Linked DNA regions of Homo sapiens: regions 2 and 3 are each linked to region 1. Evidence: chromatin contacts called from ENCODE Hi-C or POLR2A ChIA-PET data. All regions are on one chromosome and are shown on one strand. The core of a region is the stretch at or near the end of the contact, and the rest is flanking DNA. Distances in the headings are between cores, read along the strand shown. Region 1 holds the start of TAMM41 (TAM41 mitochondrial translocator assembly and maintenance homolog). Region 2 holds the start of RAF1 (Raf-1 proto-oncogene, serine/threonine kinase). Region 3 overlaps TMEM40 (transmembrane protein 40).

Evidence for each region. Hi-C counts contacts between places; a loop is a spot of excess contacts on that map. ChIA-PET counts read pairs that join two places held with the same protein, here RNA polymerase II (POLR2A). Pooled maps may share reads with other maps.
Region 2: a map of naive thymus-derived CD4-positive, alpha-beta T cell shows a loop between it and region 1 (14-fold over the local background). The contact joins the promoter of RAF1 here to the promoter of TAMM41 in region 1. A Hi-C loop is called at or near these places in 2 of 168 maps with a recorded cell type or tissue (both naive thymus-derived CD4-positive, alpha-beta T cell), 1 of 37 single-sample maps with no recorded cell type and 14 of 50 pooled maps. POLR2A ChIA-PET finds 5 or more read pairs at or near these places in 1 of 52 experiments (CD4-positive, alpha-beta T cell).
Region 3: a pooled map shows a loop between it and region 1 (2.1-fold over the local background). The contact joins the enhancer-like site here to the promoter of TAMM41 in region 1. A Hi-C loop is called at or near these places in 1 of 50 pooled maps. POLR2A ChIA-PET finds 5 or more read pairs at or near these places in 2 of 52 experiments (OCI-LY7 and activated B cell).

What each region holds. Positions count from the first base shown.
Region 1 is chr3:11,845,576-11,849,927 of GRCh38, reverse strand. TAMM41 (TAM41 mitochondrial translocator assembly and maintenance homolog) reads left to right here and starts at 3,043. Exons shown (of 8, transcript NM_001284401.2): 1 at 3,043-3,426. The coding sequence starts at 3,292.
Region 2 is chr3:12,661,311-12,665,688 of GRCh38, reverse strand. RAF1 (Raf-1 proto-oncogene, serine/threonine kinase) reads left to right here and starts at 1,572. Exons shown (of 17, transcript NM_002880.4): 1 at 1,572-1,876. RefSeq lists enhancers at 1,197-1,266, 1,307-1,656, 1,268-1,879, 1,880-2,490 and a silencer at 1,847-2,066.
Region 3 is chr3:12,748,876-12,752,971 of GRCh38, reverse strand. TMEM40 (transmembrane protein 40) reads left to right here. Exons shown (of 12, transcript NM_018306.4): 2 at 3,132-3,212. The coding sequence starts at 3,140. Among named protein-coding and RNA genes, the nearest start is that of TMEM40, 8.3 kb to the left of the region's middle. RefSeq lists a silencer at 3,202-3,351 and an enhancer at 3,622-3,671. Within about 2 kb of position 2,296, at least 15 of the 41 ENCODE cell types and tissues checked have a DNase peak (open chromatin) inside an H3K27ac peak, as active enhancers do; they include OCI-LY7, where a contact is called at or near this core.

The DNA of each region.
Region 1 (4,352 bases), core at 1,794-4,293:
CCTGTAACCCCAGCACTTTGGGAGGCCGAGGCGGGTGGATCACTTGAGGTCAGGAGTTCGAGACCAGCCTGGCCAACATAGTGAAACCCCTGTCTCTACGAAAAATACAAAACTTAGCCAGATGTGGTGGCGGGCACCTGTAATCCCAGCTACTCAGGAGGCTGAGGCAGGAGAATCACTTCAACCCGGATGGTGGAGGTTGCAGGGAGCCTAGATTGTGCCACTGCACTCCAGCCTGGGTGACAGAGCAAGACTCGCTCTCAAAAAAAAAAAAAAAAAAAGAAAGAAACAAAAGAAAAGAAGAAAGAAAGAAAGAGAAAGAAAATGTTTAAACACTTTCTTTTAAACAAAAAATTTTAAACAAAATTATGGCATATCCATATCTTAGAATAATTTGCTACTAATACATGGAATGAGGGAAATCTATATATTCTGACACAGAACATTGTCCCTGATACGCTAAGTGCAAAAAAAGCAAATTGCAAAATAGTATCTATCCTAGGAATCCACTTAAAATTGTTTTTAATGTTAATATATTCATAGAAAAATATTGGAAGGAATATGTGCCAAAGATTACCGTGGCTATTTCTGGGGCATGATGTATGTATTTCATAATGTTTACATTTTTATGAACATGGATTACTTTTGCAAACAGGAAAAATCCAATGACGTTGAATTATTTCCCCAAGGGAAGGAAGGAAATAAAAAAGGAACCGGCTGGTAATGAGATTTATTCACTGTCTTTGGGTGAGAGGCTTCAGTGTAATTCCACGGTGAGTGCACTCTGATTCCGGCACCCTGGGCAAGGGCGATATGTAGTAAAAATGAACGGAAGTGACCATGCCCACACCAGGGGCCGCAGACAAACGGCCTCTCTCCGCTCCCTTGCCCTGGTCTCCTGCTTGTTGCTGCGGCTACTGCTGCTGCTCCTGACTCTTGGCTGATGCCTGAGTGCCTGCTTTCTTCCCATTTCCTTCTCTCACCCTGCAAGCCGCTGTAGAGGACACTTAAACATGGTGGTAAAGACCTTGGCCTTTAGAGGTAGGTAGCCCTAGGTTCAAACCCCGACTTCACCACTTTCCTGTGTGACTTTGGAACATTTACTGCTCCTCTTAGGACCTCTGTTTCCTCGTATGAAAAATATCATCATCTTAGAGAACCTGCCTCATAGGATCTCTGGAGTGATGAAAAGAAACAAGTATAAAAAGCCTGGGTGCAGTGGCTCACGCCTGTAATTCCAGCACTTTGGGAGGCTGAGGTGGGCAAATCACTAGAGGTCAGGATTTCGAGACCAGCCTGGCCAACACAGTGAAACCCCATCTCTACTAAAAATACAACAATTAGCCAGGCATGCTTGCTTGAACCCAGGAGGCAGAGGTCACAGTGAGCTGAGATCGTGCCACTGCACTCCAGCCTGGGCAACAGAGCAAGACTCGGTCTCAAAAAAAAAACAAAAACAGAAAAGCCCCAAAGAAGTCTAAAAAGTGCCTGGGCATACTAAGTGCTTAATAATGACACCTATTATTAGTATTATTGTCACCGAGTCCTTTCAATTCTTTCTTGGTTGAATTTTCCCATCTATCTTCTACCTGATAAACTCCTACCCAGCTTCCAGGCCTGGCTCAAAATGCCATCATTGTGAAACCTCTTCTGGTCCCTTTCCCCAACACCCAGAACTGACTGACGTTCCCATTGGAGGGACATTACATTCCGGCACTGTGCTGGGTACCTGGCTGCATTACCCAAATTCTACTCTGATTTGCAGTTCTGTCTCCTCTCCTCTACAGACCCCTAGCTCCTGCAGGGCAGCAGGCAGCTCAGATCTCTTCATCTCAGTGCAGGCCCAGAGTGTGAGTGCAAGTAATCATTTTTCCAATTGATTTAATCCCATCCCTGCTCCTAAGACCTTGGCCTAGCCGTTTCCAGTTCATGGGGGAACTATGATAACAACTGTCTAATCAGTCCCCCACAATTCAGGCTAACATGTGAATTACATAAGTCCTTGCTCAAAACCCTTCAAGGACAGAGCAGAATTTCCGAAAAAATCCCAGAGTTGGAGCCAGACCTGGGTTTAGCTCTAGTTTTGCCACAGGCTGATGTGATCCTATCACCTGGCTTTACCTCTCTAAGCCTTAGCTTGGCCATCAGTAAAACCAAGGCCCTCCTGCCACAGGGCACTAGAGGGTGCTCAGTGAGAAGTGCATGTGAAAATGTGTCAACATTACCTGAATGTTAGCTATTACTATTTCTATTATTTTTGAGAGGTAGTGTATTTTGGGGAGGAAGGAGAGGGTAGTTGAAAAAGTTTCTGTCCTGGAAGTCAAACCACCTCCTGAATGGTAATCTTCAGCAAGTTTCTCCAGTTATACAAAGAGGAGAGCTGTAAGATTTTTCTACTCCTAGGGTCCTGTTTCCTCCAGAAACTGCATTTGAAGCACCCTTTGTGAGACCATTCCACAAGGCAAGGGGGCAAAAACTGTGATCCACCCTTGAAATTAAATGCAAGTATCAGAGAACGTCTGTGCACTCCCATATCCACCCTTGTATTTGAAAAGGGCTTTAGCGTGAAGAAGTCTCCGTCAAATCTTGACGGTGGTATTCTCTACATGGCGGGATTGGGCATCATTTTAATTTTGTGTTTTTCCAAATCTTCGAAATCTGCAATTTTGGAACTAGAGCGATGATGGGGGCACAATATTGTGAAGGCACTACATGCTACTACACTGTCCATTTCAGAACGGCTAGTTCCATATTATGTGAGTGTCGCCTCACTTAAAAACCTTCAATACGCTCCCGATTTTATAGTCATTCTTTAAACCGTAGTTTGAAGAGAGAAGTACAGAGGCTATCAAGGCTCAGGGCCCGCGGAGTCGGGTGACGCTCGCCTCCGCCGATTTGTCCAAGTCGCAACCTAGCCGCCAGCCTGTAGGGCACTCCTCCGACCACGAGGGGACAATGCAAAGCCTCGCGTTCCCCACACTAAGGCGAGCACCGCCTCTTGCGTCTTGGAAGCGCCTGTGCGTGCGTGGGGCGTAGCAAGGGACGGAAGCTCTGCCTGTGCGACCGCCGCCCACCCGAGCCTATCTGGGCTGCGTCTTCTCGCCGCTGCTCTTCGTGGCCCAACGCCCCAATCCTTGCGTGTGCTTGCAGTCCCACCCCACACTCAGCCTTGTGTCCCTCGATCCAGTCTCCGACTTCCATTTCCCACCCTAAACCGCCTACCCGGTGTCTGTTCCCCGCCCGGTTGTCCTCGCCCTGCTGCGCTGAGTGTCCCCTGTTAGCCTCGACCCCATGGCGCTGCAGACGCTGCAGAGCTCGTGGGTGACCTTCCGCAAGATCCTGTCTCACTTCCCCGAGGAGCTGAGTCTGGCTTTCGTCTACGGCTCCGGGGTGTACCGCCAGGCAGGGCCGAGTTCAGACCAGAAGGTGAGCCCGGGCAGCCCCACGACGGGGAACTGTCTGTTCTCACGAGTCCCGTTTTGCCCTCGATTCCTTCAGAGTCGGAGAGCTGCCTGTCCGCTCTGCACACTCCACGTGTCCACTAGCAGAGTGAACCATAGGCCTGCCTTCCTAGTATAACGACAGCGCGAGTTGAAGCGACGGTGTTGAAGGATACTTAGGAATCCACGTGGGTCTAGAGCAGGAGAAGCAGTTAGGCAGAAGGAAAAACTGCTGCAGGGGCAAATGGAAGAAAGGAAAAGAAATCGTTATCAGGTTCTTTCAGTGTTTTAGTCGGCTGGACATCGGAATTTTCTGGGGAGCTTTTAAGAAAATCCTAATGCTCGGCTTCCGCCGATGGAGATTCTGATTTAATTGGTTTGGGATGAGGCCTGGGCTTCAGGAATTTAAGAAACGTCCCAGGTGATTCTAATGCGCAGCCAAGTTTGTTGAGAGTCACCTCTATAAATGTAGGAGAAAATGCAAAATGATCTTCTGACTTCAGGAAGTTGGCGGACTGGTTGTAGGGCCAGGGCAGGTGCAGTGAAAGTAACTAACATCAAAAGTTAGTGCGTGACCAGTGTATTTACCCTCGCTCAGCACTTTTAACAACGGTCTGTTTGAGACTAGGCATTGTTACTTTTCAGAGTTGGCTCAGCACAGCCTCAGTAAGGGTACAGTTTTCCTTGTAATTTGCAGAATTCAGTGTGCAGGTTTTAATGGGGCCCCCTGCGTCTGGATACCTGACTGTAGTCTGTCTTCTGATTAACATCCTGCCTGTTCACTTCCTGGTGAGGCCATCTATGCTGTTGCTTGGATTTCCTCTGTTTCCCACTTACACTACTATTTAATATTTTTCTTTAAATTGGCAGCATATGAGAAATTATAGGTTATTATAGGCTAGTTATTTTTCC
Region 2 (4,378 bases), core at 323-2,822, 820 kb before region 1:
TCTGCCCGCCTCGGCCTCCCAAAGTGCTGGGATTACATGTGTGAGCCACCGCACCCGGCCTATTTGTTTTGTATTTTTTAGCAGAGACAGGTTTCACCATGTTGGCCAGGCTGGTCTCAAACTCATGACCTCAAGTGATCTGCCCGCCTCGGCCTCCCAAAGTGCTGGGATTACAGGCGTGAGCCACCACGCCCAGCCATGTCTTTTTTTTTTTTTTTTTTGAGACAAGAGTTTCGCTCTTGTTGCCCAGGCTGGAGTGCAATGACGCGATTTCGGCTCACCGCAATCTCCGCCTCCTGGGTACAAGCAATTCTCCTGCCTTAGCCTCCCGAGTAGATGGGATGACAGGCATGCACCACCATGCCCAGCTAATTTGGTATTTTTATTTTTTTATATTTATTTATTTTTTCGAGACGGAGTCTCGCTCTGTCGCCCAGGCTGGAGTGTAATGGTGCGATCTGGGCTCACTGCAACCTCTGCCTCCCGGGTTCAAGCGATTCTCCTGTCTCAGCCTCCTGAGTAGCTGGGATTACAGGCGCCCGCCACCACGCCCGGCTAATTTTTGTATTTTTAGTAGAGACGGGGTTTCTCCATGTTGGTCAGGCTGGTCTCGAACTCCCGACCTCAGGTGATCCGCCTGCCTCGGCCTTCCAAAGTGCTGGGATTACAGGAGTAATCCCAAAAAAAGCGCCGGGCCCTTTTTTTGTTGTTTTTTAAATTCAGTAACTATCTAGTTCATTCTTGGATGGATGACAACCCAGATTGGATGTGTAGCAGCGTTCTCTTAACCAGTTTCCTATTAATCTTCATTTCATCCCCAGTGTTTCTCCAGAATGCAAATAATATGGCATTAAATATCTTCACACATAGCTTTTTGTGTATGTGTATACTTATTTCTCTAGAATTAGTGTCTAGAAGTGAAACTGCCGGGAGGAAGGATATATACTTTTAACATGTCCAAGTTCCACTGTGATAGCGCTGCGAGGGCACACAACAGGTTTCAATATACCTTGGACCAAACCGGATATTATCAGTTTTTTTAACTTGTTGCTAATGTGATGGGGGAAAAATGAACTCGGAATTTACACACAAGGAAAAGACCGTTTAAGGTTCAGGGACTGTCCACATAGCTGTCAAGTGGCGGAGCCGTGATTTGGTATTAAAGTGCCCGGAGAGGACGCGTCAAAGTTGGACACTGTGCCCTGTGTCCTGAGGCACGTCTGGTGATCGCTGGGCCTTGCAATGCTGGGCAGGCAGGCCTTCCTCTCCCCTTCTAGGCCTCTGGCCACTCCTGGCTGGCCGAAAGCCGGTTCTTCTCGATTACCGAGTGCCTCTCCTGAAAGCAAGTCAGCGTCGCCTAACCTCTTCAGCTTCGAAATGGCGGCCACCAGATCGCTAGGCCACGCCCCGGGGGCGGGGCCTGAGTTCAGGCCAGAGCGATGGATGCCCGAGCCAAGTTAGAAGTCGACTGCCAGTAGGGCTCGCGCAGAATCGGAGAGCCGGTGGCGTCGCAGGTCGGGAGGACGAGCACCGAGTCGAGGGCTCGCTCGTCTGGGCCGCCCGAGAGTCTTAATCGCGGGCGCTTGGGCCGCCATCTTAGATGGCGGGAGTAAGAGGAAAACGATTGTGAGGCGGGAACGGCTTTCTGCTGCCTTTTTTGGGCCCCGAAAAGGGTCAGCTGGCCGGGCTTTGGGGCGCGTGCCCTGAGGCGCGGAGCGCGTTTGCTACGATGCGGGGGCTGCTCGGGGCTCCGTCCCCTGGGCTGGGGACGCGCCGAATGTGACCGCCTCCCGCTCCCTCACCCGCCGCGGGGAGGAGGAGCGGGCGAGAAGCTGCCGCCGAACGACAGGACGTTGGGGCGGCCTGGCTCCCTCAGGTAGGTGGCAGGACCGGGTCGTGGATGCCGGGGGAGCCGGGCGGCGGGGCTGAGGGATCGGCTTCCAGGGCGACCGGGCCTGGGTGGCGCTGATGGAGCGGCCCCGCGGCTGCCGGGCAGAGGGCTTGGGCCAGGCCGTTGTCACCCTGGGGTAGCGTTGGGCGGGGGCCCCGGAGTCCGGTGTCATGGCCGGCGAGCCGAGTTCCCACATCCCACTCAAATTTCCTTGTGTTTGGCGGAAACGTGCCAACGCCACCCTTATGCCATGCGCATTCCTCATATTTGGCAGTGGGAAAATCCGCCCAGAGCTGCCCCATATCTGTTGTCACTTGGATGGGCCAATTCCTTTTCTCTTGGGCCGCCGAATGTGGGACCCGGGCTTGCACCCTTTCTCAGGGTACTTCAGTCAAGTGACACCCTTTTAGAGACGACGTGAGGAATCGGGTAAGAGAGGAGGAAACTGGCCAGTGCCCTACCACAAAGGCACAGGGGCCTCTTCTTGGGTATCAGGACTAGCCTTGGGTATCAGGACTCTGGGTTATTAATGAAAGGTTTGGGATACTTATAGAGGATTGGCCTCAGGACGCTTTGGAATGAAGAGCCAGGGCTGTCTTTTGTGTGACGCGAGAGCCGCCGGGACGCTTCAGCTCTGCAGCTGCTGAGGCTCTGCGAGCGAGTCGATGCCCAAGAGAGAGGGGTTTGGACGTCGTGAGAGGCGAGGCGGCCGTGTTCATTCATTGTTCTCGTTCTAGGGCTCTGGGTGTGCCCCTGGTATTCATTCTGTGGTGGGAAGAAGGAATGGAACTTAGTGTATCCTTGAGATGTGAACGGGTTCTAGGGGGTCACTTAATCTAAGTGGAAAATGAATTCAAGGCACGTTCATTGAGCGTTTCTGCTTGCCTGGTCCTCTGTGGGCTGAGTGGAGAGACTCTGCCCTCCCTGCGCTCCTAAGGCGTGAAAACAATGCAGTGTGATAAGAATTGGCTTATCAAGTGTTATGGGGATTTAGAACAGTTAGTTTTGCTTGGGGAGGAGTTGAGGAAGCTTCTACACTCGAGGAGACTTCTGAGTCGAGTTTTGAAACACCTGTGAGTAAGTGCTCATCGGGTGAGGAGGAGCTCAGGGAACAGCTGGTACAAAGGCTTAGAGCCATGTGGGAGTTGGGATGAGTTTGGGGAGCAGCAAATTGCCTGGGGTGCAGGAAGGAAATGGTGAGAGATGAGAGTAAAATAAAAGTTGCTAGAATTGTGAGGGGGCTGTCTTTGTTGTAGATAGTGAACTAGTTGAATTTGGATTATTGTACATGGGTTGCCGAGTCTTCATTCTTGCTGATAATTTTCTCCCTTTGTTGATGTTGAAGCTGATAGTGATTGAACATATTTAGTTTAACTTAGTTAATGACTTTTAAATTTTTTTTTATTTTTTCAGAACAATGCAAACTTTTTTTTTTTTTTTTTTTTTTTTTTTTTTTTTTAAAGGAACAGGATCTCACTCTGTCGCCCAGGCTAGAGTGCAGTGGCATGATCATAGCTCGGTTGCAGCCTCTAACTCCTGGGCTTAAGCAGTTCTCCTGCCTTTGCCTCCTGAGTAGCTGGGACTACAGACAGGTGCCACCACACATGGCTAATTAAAAAAAAAATAGTAGAGATGGAGTCTGGCAGTGTTGCCTAGGCTGGTCTCAAACTCCTGGGCTCAGGCGATCCTCCTGCTTCCACCTCTCCCTCCCAACGTGCTTGCTGGGATTACAGGGGTGAGCCACTGGCCAGGCAGAACTTTTTTTTTTTTTAAATAATAGAGAGGGGGTCACACTATGTTGGCCAGGCTGGTCTTGAACTCTTGGGCTCAAGTGATCCTCCAGCTTCAGCCTCTTAAAGTGCTGAAATTACAGGTGTGATCCACTGTGCCTGGCTAGCAGAACATTTTTGATAAGTGTTTTATATCAAATGTTTTGACTTACACAGTGGTGAATGAATTGAACTCATATATTCCTGGGGATTCTTGCAAAAAATTCTCTTAAAGTTATACTTGCTCACAAAAATGTTAACTTTATAAATGTAGAACACTCTCCTACTAATTTTTATTTTATTATTCTATTGTTTTTTATTTTTTTGCGACGGAGTCTCACTCTGTTGCCCAGGCTGGCGTGCAATGATGCGATCTCGGCTCACTGCAACCTCTGCCTCCTTGGTTCAAGCAGTTCTCCTGCCTCACCCTCCTGAGTAGCTGGGTAGGCACACTCCACCACGCCCGGCTGATTTTTGTATTTTTAGTAGAGATGGGGTTTTGTCGTGTTGGCCAGGCTGGTCTCGAACTCCTGACCGCAAGAGATCTGCCCACCTCGGCCTCCCACGGCCTCGCTGGGATTACAGGCATGAGCCACTGTGCCTGGCCTAAATTTTAAATATAAGTAATGTACTCCCCAGTCTTACAGAAATTGGACGACTATAGAAAACAAACATCAAAAAAAGTGTAGAATGTGAGTATTTTTAGTTTAATAAGTGT
Region 3 (4,096 bases), core at 1,047-3,546, 900 kb before region 1:
ACTGTTAGTGTGTCCTCTTTCCTGGTGCCAGTGTCAGGGTCCTGAGAAGAGGAGCCAGCATCACTCCTTTAGTCTCCCAGCATGGGCTTAGCAACCAACTACCCTTGCTTAACCACTTACTGTGTGGTCCTGGACAAGTTTCTTTCTTTCTTTCTTTCTTTTTTTTTTTGAGACAGAGTCTTGCCCTGTCGCCCAGGCTGGAGTGCAGTCGCGCGATCTCAATTCAGAGGCAGGTTGCCTCTGCCTCCGGGGTTCAAGTGATTCTCCTGCCTCAGCCTCCTGAGTAGCTGGGATTACAGGCCTGCAACCACCATGCCCAGCTAATTTTTGTATTTTTAGTAGAGACTGTGTTTCACCATGTTGGCCAGGATGGTCTCGATCTCCTGACCTTGTGATCCGCCCGCCTCAGCCTCCCAAAGTCCTGGGATTACAGGCATGAACCACCGCGCCCGGCCGGTCCTGGGCAAGTTTCTTATCCTCTCTGTGCCCCAATATTCTGACCTATAAAATGGGCACGGCCCTAGTGAGCCTTCATAGGAATAGATTAGTTAACACAAGTTAACTGTTAGAACCTTGCCTGGCAGATAGTAGGCACTTATAGCTGCTTGTTATCATCATTTTTCCTTTGTTCCCGGCTCTGTACAGGGTATGGGTGACACAGAAATGAATCAGCCTTAGTCCCTACTTAGGCTGCATTCGTGATCTAGTGAAGGAGACAAACCCTGGATGGTGGTACATGCTTGTAGTCCTACCTACTCAGAAGGTTGAGGCAGGAGGATCACTTGAGTCCAGGAGTTCAAGGCTGCAGTGAGCTGTGATTGCACCACTGCACTTTAGCCTGGGTGATAGAGAGAGACCTTGTCAAAAAAACAAAAGCTAGGGATAGTGGAGGGAGTAAGTTTAGGGGAGTGGGGAATAGAGTTGATGGGTATTGTTTAGGCAATTGAAAGAGTACTTCATGAGGGAAGTGGGTTTTGACCTGTGCTTGGAAGGTCAGATGCAATTTTGACATTAGGAAAGAATGGACTAAGCCAAAAGTGCTGTGTGTGACCAGGACACAGAGCAGGATGGAGATGAGACTGGAAAAAGAGCTCATCACTTTGTAAACTTCGGTCTATCTGACATCAGCCAGCAGCTCTCTTTCCCCCACGTGGCTCTACAACTCTTCCTCCACTCTAGCTGAAATGCCTTCATTAGAGATGATCTCAGCCAATGAATATGTACTAGTCACCTGTTGCGTGCAGAGAACCCTGTTCAAAATAGAAATATGCCCTGGAGGCTTCTGCTGTCAGTCATTCCATCTCGATATCGATGCATTTTAATGGCTAGTGACTTCCTAATGCCTAGCTGAATTCTGCTCTGAGAAATGGGAAGTTTTATTCTAGAAAAGGGTAGGCCAGGCGCAGTGGCTCACGCCTGTAATCCCAGCACTTTGGGAGGTCAAGGCGGGCGGATCACAAGGTCAGGAGTTCGAGACCAGCCTGGCCAATATGGTGAAACCACGTCTCTACTAAAAATACAAAAATTAGCCAAGCATGGTGTGGCGCCTGTAATCCCAGCTACTCCGGAGGCTGAGGCAGAAGAATCACTTGAATCCGGGAGGCAGAGGTTGCAGTGAGCTGAGATCATGCCACTGCACTCCAGCCTGGGCGACAGAAGCGAGACTCCATCTCAAAAAACAGAAAAAAAAAACGGGTAATGGAGTCTGGGGCCTACGAGATGGGGGATGAGCAGGGATGGGACTGGACACTGAATGTCCAAGGGTAAGAGGAGGCCTGTAGAGAAGGAAACACGCATTCACAATGGCCCTGCTAAGGACTGTCCTGCCATTTTCACATACTATAAGGTAAGCACTATTACTGTCTCCGTTTTACAGATGAGAAACCCAGGGCACAGTGAAGGATTAAGTAACTAGCCCATGCTTCCATCGCTAGAAGAGGCAGAGGCAGGATTCCAACCCAGGCAATCTGGCTCTAAGACACAGGGGAGGAGGCTTCCTGCCAAGGTCTTGTGGTAGATTCTCTAGACCATTCTCAAATGGGGGGTGATGTTTGCCCCACAACAGGGGTCATTTGGCAATGTCTGGAGACATTTTTATTGTTATAGCTGAACAGGAAAGTGCTACTGGCATCTGGGAGGAGGCTGCTAAACATCTCACAATGTGTTACCCTGTCCCAAATGTCAGTCGTGTTGAGGCTGAGAAACATGGTTTAAATGAGTCAGAGGCTGGCCACAGTGGCACGTGCCTGTAGTCCCAGCTACTCAGGAGGCTGCGGTGGGAGGATTGCCTTAACCCAGGAGTTCAAGACTAGACTGGGTGATATAGCAAGACCTCTGTCTCAAATAAAGAAGTAAAAAATAAATGAATCAGAGACTAGTAAATCTACCTCCTCTCAGATTTAAGGTCTCAGCCTCAGAGCTGAGAGAAGAAGAAATAGGGCAAGGAATCAGAAGGAAGCCTGCACTTCCTGGCTCAGCTGCTATAACAGAGACTCATAGCACATGGGCTCCATTAAAAGAAACTTCTTTCCTGTGCACGTAGCTGTCAAGAGGTGGCAGGTGGCTCTGTGTGTGAGGCCGGCCGGGGCCCAGGATTCCCTTGCCTTTTTGCTTAGTCATTCCTGGATGTTGGCCATGTTTGTGGGATTGGAGTTGGTTCACCAACTTCAAATCTGCATTCCTGTCAAAATTGTACCTAGGCTGGACATGGTGGCTCACACTTGAATCCCAGCACTTTGGGAGGCCAAGGTAGGAGAATTGCTTGAGCCCAGGAGTTCAAGACCAGCCTGGGCAACATAGAGACACCCTGTTTCCACAAAAAAAAAAAAAGAAAAAGAAAAAGGATTGTGCCTGACTTTTCAGGCACAGATAAAAACTGATTTCCTTCATGAAGCCCCCTGCTAGTTGCCTAACCAATACCCACCACCCCAATTCCCACTCCCTTAACCCTCCTCCCTCCACTACCCCGGCCTTCTTGCTTGCCAACAGAACTACCATTTTTTTTGTTAATTATTTTTCTTATTCCTTTGAATGTTGAGTGTTTGTCTTTTTCTTATTTATTTGCCAAGCTCTTTGTATATTAAGATATTAACTAAGGTGATATTAACTACTGATTATTGTTATTCCTCCAGGAAAAGCCATGGAGACTTCAGCATCCTCCTCCCAGCCTCAGGACAACAGTCAAGTCCACAGAGAAACAGAAGATGTAGACTGTACGTTTGCCTTCTCTGACCCTCTGGGCAAAACCACATGGGAGGTGGAGTCCAAAAGTAGAAGGGACAGAAGAAGACCCTGCTCAACTCACGTTGCACAGGGCCTCAAATCACAGCTGAAATGGGGAAGTAGTGGTTTTACACACATGCACACACACATTTGCATGGTCCAATCTGTCCTCCTGTGCTGTCTAGCTATGGGGACCCTCAGCTGCTTGCCAAATCTCAAGAATTCTCTGGGGGCTTGGGCTGGCACTAGGGAGCACCCCTAGAAGGTGGAGAGGGTCCTGTGTGACCCCAGAATGGGGAATGGGAAGGTTTAGGACTTGATCACACCTCATCTTGGCTGTAATGTACAGAGGATCCTAAATTAGCAACTACTCTACAGAATCTAGCTGTCTCTGGGCAAGGCAGGGGGCTTAGAAACCCCTTTTCTGGCCGGGCGCGGCGGCTCACGCCTGTAATCCCAGCACTTTGGGAGGCCGAGGCGGGCAGATCAGAAGGTCAGGAGATCGAGACCATCCTGGCTAACACGGTGAAACCCCGTCTCTACTAAAAATACAAAAAATTAGCCGGGTGTGGCGGTGGGCGCCTGTAGTCCCAGCTACTCAGGAGGCTGAGGCAGGAGAATGGCATGAACCCGAGAGGCAGAGCTTGCAGTGAGCCGAGATAGCGTCACTGCAGTCCAGCCTGGGCAAAAGAGCAAGACTCCGTCTCAAAAAAAAAAGAAAGAAACCCCTTTTCTGAGTCCATATTCAGATAAATCTCTGTATTGAGCCTTCCGTGAGCCCCTGGCATCTCTGAGAGCCTTGGTCTCCTGCATGTTGCATTGGCTCTAGATATTTGGGAAGATAATCCAGTCCTTCCTGGCTCTCCAAATCCAA